Linked DNA regions of Homo sapiens: region 1 is linked to region 2. Evidence: read pairs that join two places in POLR2A ChIA-PET (ENCODE). Cell type or tissue: OCI-LY7. All regions are shown on one strand. Links, peaks and the distances in the headings refer to the core of each region. The heading gives the core; the rest is flanking DNA. Region 1 overlaps HSD17B6 (hydroxysteroid 17-beta dehydrogenase 6). Region 2 overlaps RBMS2 (RNA binding motif single stranded interacting protein 2).

Region 1 (9,370 bases), core at 2,606-5,105, 180 kb after region 2:
ATGAGAGCTGATGGTTTTATAAGCGTTTGGTAGTTCCTCTCTTGCTTGCTTTTGCTTTCCTGCCATCATGTGTTTGCTTCCCCTTCTACCATGATTGTAATTTTCCTGAGACCTCCCCAGCCATGTGGAACTGTGAATCAATTAAACCTCTTTTCTTTATAAATTACCCAGTCTCGGGTGGTATCTTTATAGCTGTGTGAAAACGGACTAGTACACCTGTAGATCTCAACTTATATTTTATTCTCTCTAGGAAGCTTCTCAGACCTCTCTAAACTGCCTTAGAAGCCTCTCCTGAGTGTTCCAGCAGCCTCCTGTTTTTACTTCTGTTATAATGCATTGTTGTCAGTCTTCATAATGAGACTGTGAATTCAATGAAAAATGGACTATGTATTGTTCACTCTTGTGTATCAGTGCCTAACACTGTGTCTGACTCAAGTAGTTGTTGAATTAATGTTTGCTGAATGAAAGTGATGATTAGGCTGAGACTTAAAAGATGAGTGTTATGGCTGGGTGTGGTGGCTCATGCCTGTAATCCCAGCATTTTGGGAGGCCAAGGTGGGTGGATCACCTGAGGTCAGGAGTTCACGACTAGCCTGGCCAACATGGTAAAAAACTCTCTCCCTACTAAAAATACAAAATTAGCCCGGCTTGGTGGCACGTGCCTGTAATCCCAGCTACTCGGGAGGCTGAGGCAAGGAGAATCACTTGAACCCAGGAGGCGGAGGTTGCAGTGAGCTGAGATTGCGCCATTGCACTCCAGCCTGGGCAAAAAGAGTGAAACTCTGTCTCAAAAAAAAAAAAAAAAGAAAAAAAAAAGAGTGTTATTTGCCAAGTAGATGAGGGCTACTTCTTTCCAGTAGAAAGAAGTGTATGCAGAGGCGTAAAAAGCCTGTGCTTTGCAGGGGACTGAAAGTTGTTTGTTTTGGCTAAAGAGTAGGATGCAAGAGAGAAGCCTAAGTAGCCAGAGTGCTGGGGACATTCATGTCAAACTAAGGAGTTTGAATTGCATAGACTAGCCTCATGCAGGCGTTGTGGTATAGGCCTTATGATGCTAGCGGGCCCATACCCATATTTGACCTCTACCTATGTTGTTATGAATTATGTTAGTTCAGCCAACATGTATAGATTACTAAAAAATGGTGGACTTTGCTCCAGAATTTCATATAGAAACATAGGCATCTGTGAACACTCATTTCAACAATGCTTCTGATTGGTCTAGGTTTACAAATTGCTTTGGCTGCAATAACTCACCCAAACTATTGGATCTCCTAATGGATCTCACTGCCTTCACCACACCTGTTTCATCTATCCTCCACTGCCATTGTGAGACAAATCTTCCTAAAACTTAATCTGGCCACCTGACTCTAGTAGCATACTCTGTTTAATGTCTTCTAGTAGCATACTCTGTCCACAGGATAACATCCAGATTCCGTAGTGTGGCTTACAAGGCCTTTCATGATTTGGCCCTTCACTACCTCATCTCCAGTCTCTTCTTATGTATGTTCTGCTCTGCACTCATGCAGAATTGTTTATAGGTCTCAAGAAGTTCTGTGCTGCTCACGACTCCCTTCATGTACACATTGTTACTGCCTGGAATGTTGTCATCCTTATCCACTTTTTGAACTTACTTATCCTATTTGGTAGGAAGTAGTACCAAAATCATTCCTTCTGTGCTAGGCTATCGGTCATCTTCCTTTGTAGACTGTGTGTATACTTCTGTTATGGCACCTTTCACACTGCATTGGATTTGTTTGGTTACCTCACTGACTTCCCTCTCTAGACTGTGGCCCCTTGAGGGTAGGACTAAGTATTAATCAATAAAGAGTCCCTATCACCTAGTGCAATGCCTGGCACATGGCAAATACTGAATAGATATATTGGTTAAATAATAAGGAAGGAATAAAATGTTTTCTTTCTATTGAAAGAGAAGGAAGCACCCTCACTATGTGGCTCTACCTGGCGGCCTTCGTGGGCCTGTACTACCTTCTGCACTGGTACCGGGAGAGGCAGGTGGTGAGCCACCTCCAAGACAAGTATGTCTTTATCACGGGCTGTGACTCGGGCTTTGGGAACCTGCTGGCCAGACAGCTGGATGCACGAGGCTTGAGAGTGCTGGCTGCGTGTCTGACGGAGAAGGGGGCCGAGCAGCTGAGGGGCCAGACGTCTGACAGGCTGGAGACGGTGACCCTGGATGTTACCAAGATGGAGAGCATCGCTGCAGCTACTCAGTGGGTGAAGGAGCATGTGGGGGACAGAGGTATGAAATATTTTCTCCTTTTATTTACTTAGCATGAAGATGCTAAGGTTATATATACAGTTGTTCCTTGGTGTCTCCTGGGGATTGGTTCAAGGACTGCTTGTGGATACTAAAATCCGAGGATGCTCAAATCCCTTATATAAAATAGTGCAGTATTTGGTTATAACCTATGCACATCCTTTAAGGTATGGATACTTTAAATCATGCCTGGGTTACATAAAATACTAAATACTTTGTAAATGATATGTAAATAGTAGTTATACTGTATTGTTTAGGGCAGCCGTCCCCAGCCTTTTTGGCACCAGGGACCGGTTTTGTGGAAGACAGTTTTTCCATGGACAGGGAGTGGGGATGGTTTTGGGATGATTCAAGTGCATTGCATTTATTGTGCACTTCATTATATTATTACATTGTAATATATAATGAAATAATTATACAACTCACCATGATGTAGAATCAGTTGGAGCCCTGAGCTTGTTTTCCTGTATCTACATGGTCCCATCTGGGGGTGATAAGAGACAGTGACAGATCATCAGGCATTAGATTCTCAACAGGAGTGCATAGGATATATCCCTGGCATGTGCAGTTCACAATAGGGTTAGTGCTCCTGTGAGAATCTACTGCTGCCACTGACCTGACAGGAGGCGGAGCTCAGGCAGTAATGCCTGTGATGGGGAGTGGCTGTAAATACAGATGAAGCTTTGCTTGCTTGTCTGCTGCTCACCTCCTGCTGTGTGGCCTGGTTTCTAACAGGCCATGGGCTGGTACCAGTCTATGGCCCAGGCACTGGAGACCCCTGGTTTAGGGAATAATGACAAGGAAAAAAGTCTGTATATGTTCAGTACAGATGCAAATTAAAAATTGTGTTTTCTATCCACAATTGATTGAATCCATGGATATGAAGGGCTGACTGTGTGTATCAAAGCTGAGCTTAGAAGGCTGGCCTCGTCATTTGAAGGACTGTTGAGGTCTTTTGTGGCGTTTCATTTCCTTAACAATGTTTATTTTGTTGTTGAAAAATAAGCTCAATAGATTTGAAGCTATTATCTCATATTGGAAGTAGAGTATTTATAAACATAATTCTTTATATTTGAGGAGTTGGGGTACAGTGGCATGATCATAGCTCACTGCAGCCTTGATCTCCTGGGCTCAAGCAATCTTCCTGCCTCACCCTTTCAATTAGCTGGGATTAGAAGCGGTTGCCACCATGCCTGGCTAATTTTTTTTTATTTTTATTTTTAGCAGAAACACGGTCTTGGTATATTGCCCAGGCTAAGATGTTCTTAAGAATCTGATTATCTTGGCTGCTACTTAAAATATAGGCATTTCTTGAAGTCAATCTTTGGTCTTCTTTAAAAAATGTTTTAAAATTTCATTATATTTAAAAATCAACACACTATTTCTTAGAGAAATTTTAGGTTTATAGAAAATTGAACAGAAAGTACAGAGTTCCTATATACCCCCTCAACAATTTTCCCTTTTTTTTTTGAGACAGAGTTGTTACAATTGATGAACCAATGTTGATATGTTATCGTTAACTAAAGTCCATAGTTTACATTAGGGTTCACTTTGTATTATATAGTTCTGTGGGTTTGAACAAATGTGTAATGACAAGTAGCCACCATTATTGTATCACACAGAATAGTTTCAGTTCCCTAAAAGTCCCTCGTGCTTTACATATTCATCACTCCCCACATTCCTGGCAACCACTGCTCTTTTTACTGTCTCCATAGTTTTTCCATTTCCAGATGTCATATAGTTGGAATCATATTTTTTTGAGACAGAATTTCACTCTTGTCACACAGGTTGGAGTGCAATGGCATAATCTCGGCTCACTGCAACCTCCACCTCCCGGCTTCAAGCGATTCGCCTTTCTCAGCCTCCCAAGTAGCTGGCACTACAAGCATGCACCACCATACCGGGCTAATTTTTATATTTTTAGTAGAGATGGGTTTTCACCATGTTGGCCAGGCTTGCCTCGAACTCCTGACCTCAGGTGATCTGCCCGCCTTGGCCTTCCAAAATGTTAGGATTACAGGCGTGAGCCATCGCGCCCGGCTGGAATAATGTTATATGTAGTCTTTTAGACTGGCTTCTTTCACTTAGCAGTATGCATTTAAGATTCCTTCATGTCTTGCCTTTTTTTTTTTTTTTTTTGAGACAGGATCTTGCTCTGTTGCCCAGGCCTGAGTGCAGTGGAATGATCATGGCCCACTGCAGCCTCACTCTCCTTGGTTCAAGCGATCCTCCCACCTCAGCCTCCCAAGTAGCTGGAGTACAGGTACACACCACCATGCCTGGCTAATTAAAAATTTTTTTTCTTTTAGAGACGTCATCTCACCATGTCACCCAGGCTGGTCTTGAACTCCTGGGCTCAACTGATCCTCCAACCTTGGCTTCCCAGTGTTGGGATTACAGGCATGAGCCACCACACCTGTTCTCCATGTCTTTTCATGGCTTCATAGCTCATTTCTGTTTTTTTGTTTGTTTGTTTTGTTTTGTTGAGATGGAGGTCTTACTCTGTTGCCCAGGTTGAAGTGCAGCGGTGCAATAATAGCTCACTGCAGCACTGAACTTCTGGGCTCAAGTGATCCTCTTGCCTCAGCCTCCCAAAATGCTGGAATTACAGGTATGAGCTACTGCGTCAAGCCTGACAGCTCATTTCTTTTTCTCGCTGCATAGTATTCCATTGTATGTATGTACCACAGTTTATCATTCACCTATTGAAGGACATCTTGGTTGTTTTCAGTTTTTGGCAATTATGAATAAATTCTCTTTTTAAGTTCTATTTTGTCTAGATATTATTCAACTCCTCTTTGATTACCTTCTTCTCCTTCTCCCTTGGTTTTATGATTCAGTAGATTCTGGTAATTGGATCTCCTAAATAACTCCTCACTCTAGGAGTTGCAAAGTAGCAATGAAATTGCTTCTTTTGGCTGGGTGTAGTGGCTACACATCTGTAGTTCCAGCTACTTGAGAGGCTGAGGTGGGAACATTGCTTGAGCAGGAGTTTGAGGCTACAGTGGGCTACGATAGCACTTGTGAATAGCCACTAGAGTAGCTGGGACTACAGGGGTGCACCACCATGCCTGGCTAATTTTTGTATTTTTTGTAGACATGAGGTTTCTCCATGTTGCCCATGTTGGTCTCAGACTCCTGGGCTCAAGCCAACCACTTGCCTTGGCCTTCCAAAGTGTAAATTTTTTTTTTTTTTTGGAAATGGAGTTTTGCTCTTGTTGCCCCGGCTGGCGTGCAACGGCATGATCTCCGCTCACTGCAAACTCCGCCTCCCAGGTTCAAGCGATTCTCCTGCCTCAGCCTCCCAAGTAGCTGGGATTACAGGCGCCCGCCACCATACCCTGCTAATTTTGTATTTTTAGTAGAGCTGGGTTTCTCCATGTTGGTCAGACTGGTCTCGAACTCCTGACCTCAGGTGATCCGCCTGTCTTGGCCTCCCAAAGTGCTGGGATTACAGGCGTGAGGCACTGCACCTGGCCCAAAGTGTAAATTTTTTAAAAAACAATTTACTTTAAACTTGAAAATTTACTGATTTGACTAAAAAAATTTTGAAAATCTAAAATGTATTTTAAAATATTACTTCCTTCCAGCACTTTGGGAGGCCGGGGTGGGAGGATTGCTTGAGCCCAGGAGTTCAACACCAGCCTGGGCAACACAGTGAGATACCATCTCAATTTAAAAAAATAATAAAATATTGCTTCTTGTCTGAGGATGTTCTTAACTCCCCCAGGCAGAGTCAGAAGTTATGGGTAGTTATAGTCTCTTTGCTGTGCATACCCGTTTATTTCTATTGTATTGTTATTGTTTTCCCATCTGTTAGACTGTGAGCTCCTTGAAGATATGGGCCTCTCTTACTCATTTTTATATTTCCAACTTCTGGCACCTTGCCTGGTACATGTTAAGGGCTCAATAAATGCTGAATGAATCCTCTATACTCATACTTTTGTCTATTACCCTTTTTATCTGTGCCCTTGGTTTCTTACTCCTCACATTTGAATTTCCAACTACTTGCCGCATTTCTCCATCTGGAAATTCTACTAGTGCCTGAAACTCACAAAATCTAAAGGAGTCTTTGTTTTCCTCTCACCTCTTCACCAATTCTTTTTTGTTTTTTCTTTCTTGGAGATAGAGTCTTGCTGTGTCACCCAGGCTGGAGTGCAGTGGCGCGATCTCAGCTCACTGCAGCCTCTGCTTCCCGAGTTCCAGCGATTCTGCTGCCTCAGCCTCCTAGGTAGCTGGGATTACAGGCACACACCACCATGCCCGTCTAATTTTTGTATTTTTAGTAGAGACGGGGTTTCACCATGTTGGCCAGGCTGGTGACCTCAGGTGATCCGCCCGCCTCGGCCTCCCAAAGTGCTGGGATTACAGGCATGAGCCACTGCGCCCGGCCTTTCTTCACCAATTCTACTTTTCTTTCTAGTCCTTCTCTCAGTTTATAATGTTACTATCCCTTCAGTTACAAAGACTTTTTACCTTGGAGTCTTTTTCTTTTTTTTTTTTTTTTTTGAGACGGAGTCTCACTCAGTCGCCCAGGCTGGAGTGCAGTGGCGCAATCTCGGCTCACGGCAAGCTCCGCCTACTGGGTTCACGCCATTCTCCTGCCTCAGCCTTACAAGTAGCTGGGTCTACAGGCGTCCGCCATCAGGCCCGGCTAATTTTTTTGTATTTTTAGTGGAGACGGGGTTTCACCGTGTTTGCCAGGATGCTCTCGATTTCCTGACCTCGGGATCCGCTCGTCTTGGCCTGCCGAAGTGCTGGGATTACACGCGTGAGCCACCGCGCCCGGCCACCTTGGAGTCTTTTTTAATCCTTATACTTTCAACTTTTCTGTGTCTCTGTATTTTATGTGAGCCTCTTGTAAGTAGCATATAGCTGATATAAAAACTAATCCAATCTGACAATTTTTTTTTTTAGTAGAACATTTCTTTCATCTATACTACTTTATTATTATTATTTTATTTTTTTTTAGAGGCAAAGTCTCACTCTGTCATCCAGGTTGGAGTGTAGTGCCACGATCAGCTCACTGTAATGTCGAATTCCTGGACTCAAGCCATCCTCCCACCTCAGCCTCCTGAGTATCTAGGATTTCAGGTGTGCACCACCACACTTAGCTAACTTAAAATAAAAAAGTTTTGTAGAGTGGGTCTCACTGCATTGCCCAGGCTGGTCTCAAACTCCTGGTCTCAAGTGATCTTAATGCCTCAGCTTCCCAAAGTGTTGGGATTACAGGCATGAGCCACTGAGCCTGGCCTTAATTATTATGTTTGGATTTATTTCTTTCATCTTATTTTGTGCTTTTTATTTGTCCCATTTTTTCCTGTTTCCTTTATGCTCTTTTGAATTGATTGAATTTTTATTCCACTTTTTCCACTACTAAATTGAAAGTACTATAATATTCTCTATTTCTGTTTCCCTAGTAGAAATTTTAAGTGCATATGTGGTTTATCAAATGTAAAATTAACATCTTTACCTTTCTCCTGAGTAATCCAAGGCCCTCAGAACACTCACATTTCAGTCATCCTTCCTGACATACATGCTCTTGCTGCTGTGTATTTCAGTTCTGTTTTTTGGCTCTCCAATATGCAATGTTTGTTTAGATTTATCCTCTTTTTACCTTTTTTTTTTTTTTTGCTCATTATTCCTTCTTGAATTTTCCATCTAAAATTGCTTTCTTCGTTACCGAATATATGCCTAAGAATTATAGAAGATGCTGGGGCAAAATCTTTTTTTTAAAAAAAAATTTATTAAAATGTCTAATTACCCTCATTCTTGAAAGATAATTTTGCAGATAGGCTAGTCTATGTTAATAATTACTTTCTCTTGGCACATTGAAGACACCATTCCAGTCTTCTGTCTCCTGTTGTTCATGTCTTGATAAGTCAGTTGTTAGCCTAATTGTTTTTCCTTTGAAAATAATCTGTCTTTCCTTTCTGGCTATTTAAGGATATTCTCTTCTTTGATTTTATTTTTTCTTTGATCTTTATTTTGGTGTGTTTAGGTATGGATTTCTCTGTTTATACTGCTTGGGATTTATTTTTTGGGGGGTGTAAAAAGTAAAGTGGAGGTTCCTCCTCAAAGACTTTCCTCCCCATCTGATTGGGAATAAATAGTGACTTCTCTTAAAAACATAATTTATTCAAAGACCTGTACTAACATTCTTAAATATCTGCTAGCTGTAATAAAGAAATCAATGTACTTTATGTTCTTAGCTCCCACAATTTAACCTAAATATTTGCCCTGGCGTGCTTATACTGGTCCAAACAAGCATTAGGTCATAGCCTGTTCCTCTTCCTTATTTGAAGGTGTTTTTACCTTTTTCAACATTCCACAAGTTACTTCCTCCTTCCTTTGTTCTCCTCTGCCTTTGCCTCTTTTAAAAAGTTCTAAGTGAGGCCGGGTGCGTGGCTCACATCTGTAATCCCAGCACTTTGGGAGGCCGAGGCGGGCAGATCACGAGGTCAGGAGATCGAGACCATCCTGGCGAACACGGTGAAACCCCCGTCTCTACTAAAAATACCAAAAAAATTAGCCGGGCGTCTGTAGTCCCAGCTACTCAGGAGGCTAAGGCAGGAGAATGGGGTGAACCCGGGGGGTGGAGCTTGCAGTGAGTGGAGATCCCGCCACTGCACTCCAGCCTGGGCGAGACTCCGTCTCAAAAAAAAAAAAAAAAAAAAAAAATTCTAAGTTGCTAGCCAATCGAGACAAATATAAAATGTGAGGTCCTGCTGCAGTCAGTAAAAACCAGACACAACAATAAAATAGACATGTCAGGTTATAAATGACCCTGTCTCCTTTGTTCAGTATACTCTCATGGCAAATCTGCTGGCAAGTATACCCTTTCCGCAAAAAGTGAAAAAAATGGCCTTACTAAAAAAATTAAATTTATGTTCAAGTGCTATTTCTTTACGACACCAAAAAGCAAACATTTCAAACAGGGGGGCTTCTTTAATCTGTTCATTATCAGTTCTGGAAAATTCTTAGCCATCATTACTTCAAATACTGCCTTTATTCCATTTCCCTCCCTTATTTCTGGATCTTATTAGACATATGTTACATGTTTTTACTTTGGTCTTGCTTCCCTTTTCTTTCATG
Region 2 (2,500 bases), core at 1-2,500:
AAGATGAATACACAGAGTCTTTTGAATCTCTATCAAATGTGGTTTTTTTTATTCAACAACTGACAAGCACTTTTCTACAGCTGCACTTGTGGAACATCACATGGCAAAAACAGGAGTTTTTTCGCTAGACTTTTTTTTTCTTTTTAACCTTATTAAAAATGAGATTGGTCCTAAAAATATAGAAAGAAATAAATTTAAATTCACAAAAAACTGTACATTATCAAAAAGTCACTAAAACACCACATTTGGTTATATAAAAAGTCCCTTTTGCTGTAAAAGGAACACAGAAACTTGTTGGTGTTGATGGTGTGGTTTCTTCCTGTCAACCAGACTGATGGGAGGGAAGCAAAAGGGCAGGGGGTGGGTTGTCTTTTTATTTTAAACCTGCTTTCCCTACCAAATACTCTTGTCATGAAGAGAAAATCCACCTAGCTCAAGGGGGCAGTGAAGATGAGGAAAGAAAAGCAAGAAATGGCCCCTTTGATCATGCCCTATCCCTACCACCCCCAACCCCGCTCCAGCCCCCACTTCTTCAAACTGAGGCTAGGACCCCACCCCGCCATATGAGTGCCTGGTCCCTAGGGAAAGAGATGGAGCTGGGAGAGGAACACAAAGCAGGAACCATGGAGATTTCACTCCCCCATCCACCTCACAATTTCACTCCCCCATCCACCTCACAATGAAATTAATCTAGCACATCTTATACCAGGGGAAAATTGCCAGGGGGAAAAAGCAGAGCCCCCAACTCTAACAGTTTCAACTGTCTAACACAAAGTTTGTTACAGCGCAGTTATTTAGATAAAATATAAATATTTATGCATAATATAAAGTCAATTCAAATATTCTTCAATCCACCTCTTAAAAGCAAAAAAAAATCTCAAATAAAATTAAAAGTTTTGAGGTTTATCTGACAGAAAAGGCGACTTTAGAAATAGGCTATGAGGGAGAAGGGGCATAAAGGAATAAAGGGGCTGCCCCAGGACCTACACTGCCCCTACCCCCTTCAGTGGCTCTTCAGTGCTGCCAGAATACAAGGAATGCTCCACCTCACCTGGCACCCCCACCCCCCAATGGAACATTTCTTGGATGCCTCAGCTCTCTGCTTGGGCCAGCCAGCAGCCACCTCCCCAGTGCAAGTACCCGTAATCTCTGAAGGGAGGGGCTCTGCTGAGCAGGAAAAGCAGGGGGCCAAGTGCCCATGGCTATAGCTGGGAGTCAGCAGCTTTCCTCTCGTGTTGGGGGCTTAACTTGGACATAGTCACATGTAGGGCAGTGATGGACCCAGAACCCCTCCTCCCTACTCTCCTGTGCTCCAGGGTCTCTGCTGCTGGGGAAGGGGTCCTGGGGTATGAAGTAAATGAAGAAAAGCACAACTAAATGGGATTAGGAAATGATCCAGTTCTACCACTCTCCCGTAGAAGCTTAAGATTCAAAGCTACCGAGAAGAGAGGGAGTTCCTGCTGAAAGATTGCACAGTCTGAAGAGGCTGGAACAAAAATGACCAGGAGAGAGACACAGCCTTGTCTCCAGAGAAATTGTTCCTGTGGTTTCCCAAAGACAAAAAAGTGATGGTTTTAAACAATGGGAAAAATGGGAATGAAAACAGGTACTTGGGGAAACTGAATGGATCCTATCAAACAATACAGGGTCACAAGCACGCACACACACACACACACACAGCGCGCGCTCTGAGGCTGACACACACACACACACACACAGCGCGCTCTGAGGCCGACACACACACACACACACACACACACACACACACACAGCGCTCTCTCTGAGGCCGGCCCCATTGCTACCTGGCCTCCATCTTAGGGTGCACCCAAACTCAGCAGTAGTTGTCCCTGAGGAGTTCCCAAGAGGGTTTGGGAAGGAGGTGGGGAAGGAGGCTGGAAGGCCCAGGAAGCCTCCCTGCCCTCTCCCCAGCTACTGAGTTTCAGAAAAGGCTGGAAACTCAGCATGTGAGGAGCATCCAACATCATACAGGGGATAGCTATCGGCAGGAAGATGGGGACAGAAGACAGGGACCTCTGAACATTTTTTTTTCCTTTGAAGGGAAAAGATTTGGGAGAAGAGAAAAGGAGGGAGGAACCCGTACACGATAGTTTTACATTATTGGATGAGAGAAAATCTGAAAACTGGGGGGTGGGAGGTGGGAAAAGAAAGACAGCGAGAAGCAGGGAAGGGACTGAACATGGAAGCAGCATGTCCAGGGCCCGGTGTCCGGCGCGACACACTTGGGAGTTAAGTCCACTTTACTGGCCGTCACTGCGGGTCCGCACACAGTACAGAGTGTTTCTTGGTTTCACACATTCACTAGAACTATTGCTATTGTTAAATAACCCCAGAATGCTGGGGCACGTACAGGGGAGGAGAGGAAGCAGGGAGGAGGAAGTAGGGACGACTTTCCCCCTCCCCATTTTTAATTAGCAAATAAAACAGAAAAGAAAAATTATTTTTTTCTTTCTTTTTTTGGCTTTTAGTCCAGAAGGACCTC

Evidence for each region. ChIA-PET counts read pairs that join two places held together with the same protein. Peaks named below come from ENCODE experiments on the same cell type or tissue, not always from the same donor. Only the 100,000 strongest peaks of a DNase experiment are listed, where the experiment ranks them.
Region 1: POLR2A ChIA-PET joins it to region 2 with 12 read pairs; 2 of 35 experiments call an interaction of 5 or more read pairs at or near these places.

Annotation. Positions count from the first base shown.
Region 1 is chr12:56,771,909-56,781,278 of GRCh38, forward strand. HSD17B6 (hydroxysteroid 17-beta dehydrogenase 6) reads left to right here. Exons shown (of 5, transcript NM_003725.4): 2 at 1,926-2,257. The coding sequence starts at 1,945. Among named protein-coding and RNA genes, the nearest start is that of HSD17B6, 13 kb to the left of the region's middle. In OCI-LY7, for the core only: no CTCF peak of the experiment used is centred there; a DNase peak (open chromatin) is centred at 3,903.
Region 2 is chr12:56,595,904-56,598,403 of GRCh38, forward strand. It overlaps RBMS2 (RNA binding motif single stranded interacting protein 2), which reads left to right. Exons shown (of 14, transcript NM_002898.4): 14 at 1-290. BAZ2A (bromodomain adjacent to zinc finger domain 2A) reads right to left here. Exons shown (of 29, transcript NM_001300905.2): 29 at 1-2,500. Among named protein-coding and RNA genes, the nearest start is that of BAZ2A, 33 kb to the right of the region's middle. In OCI-LY7, for the core only: no CTCF peak of the experiment used is centred there; no DNase peak of the experiment used is centred there.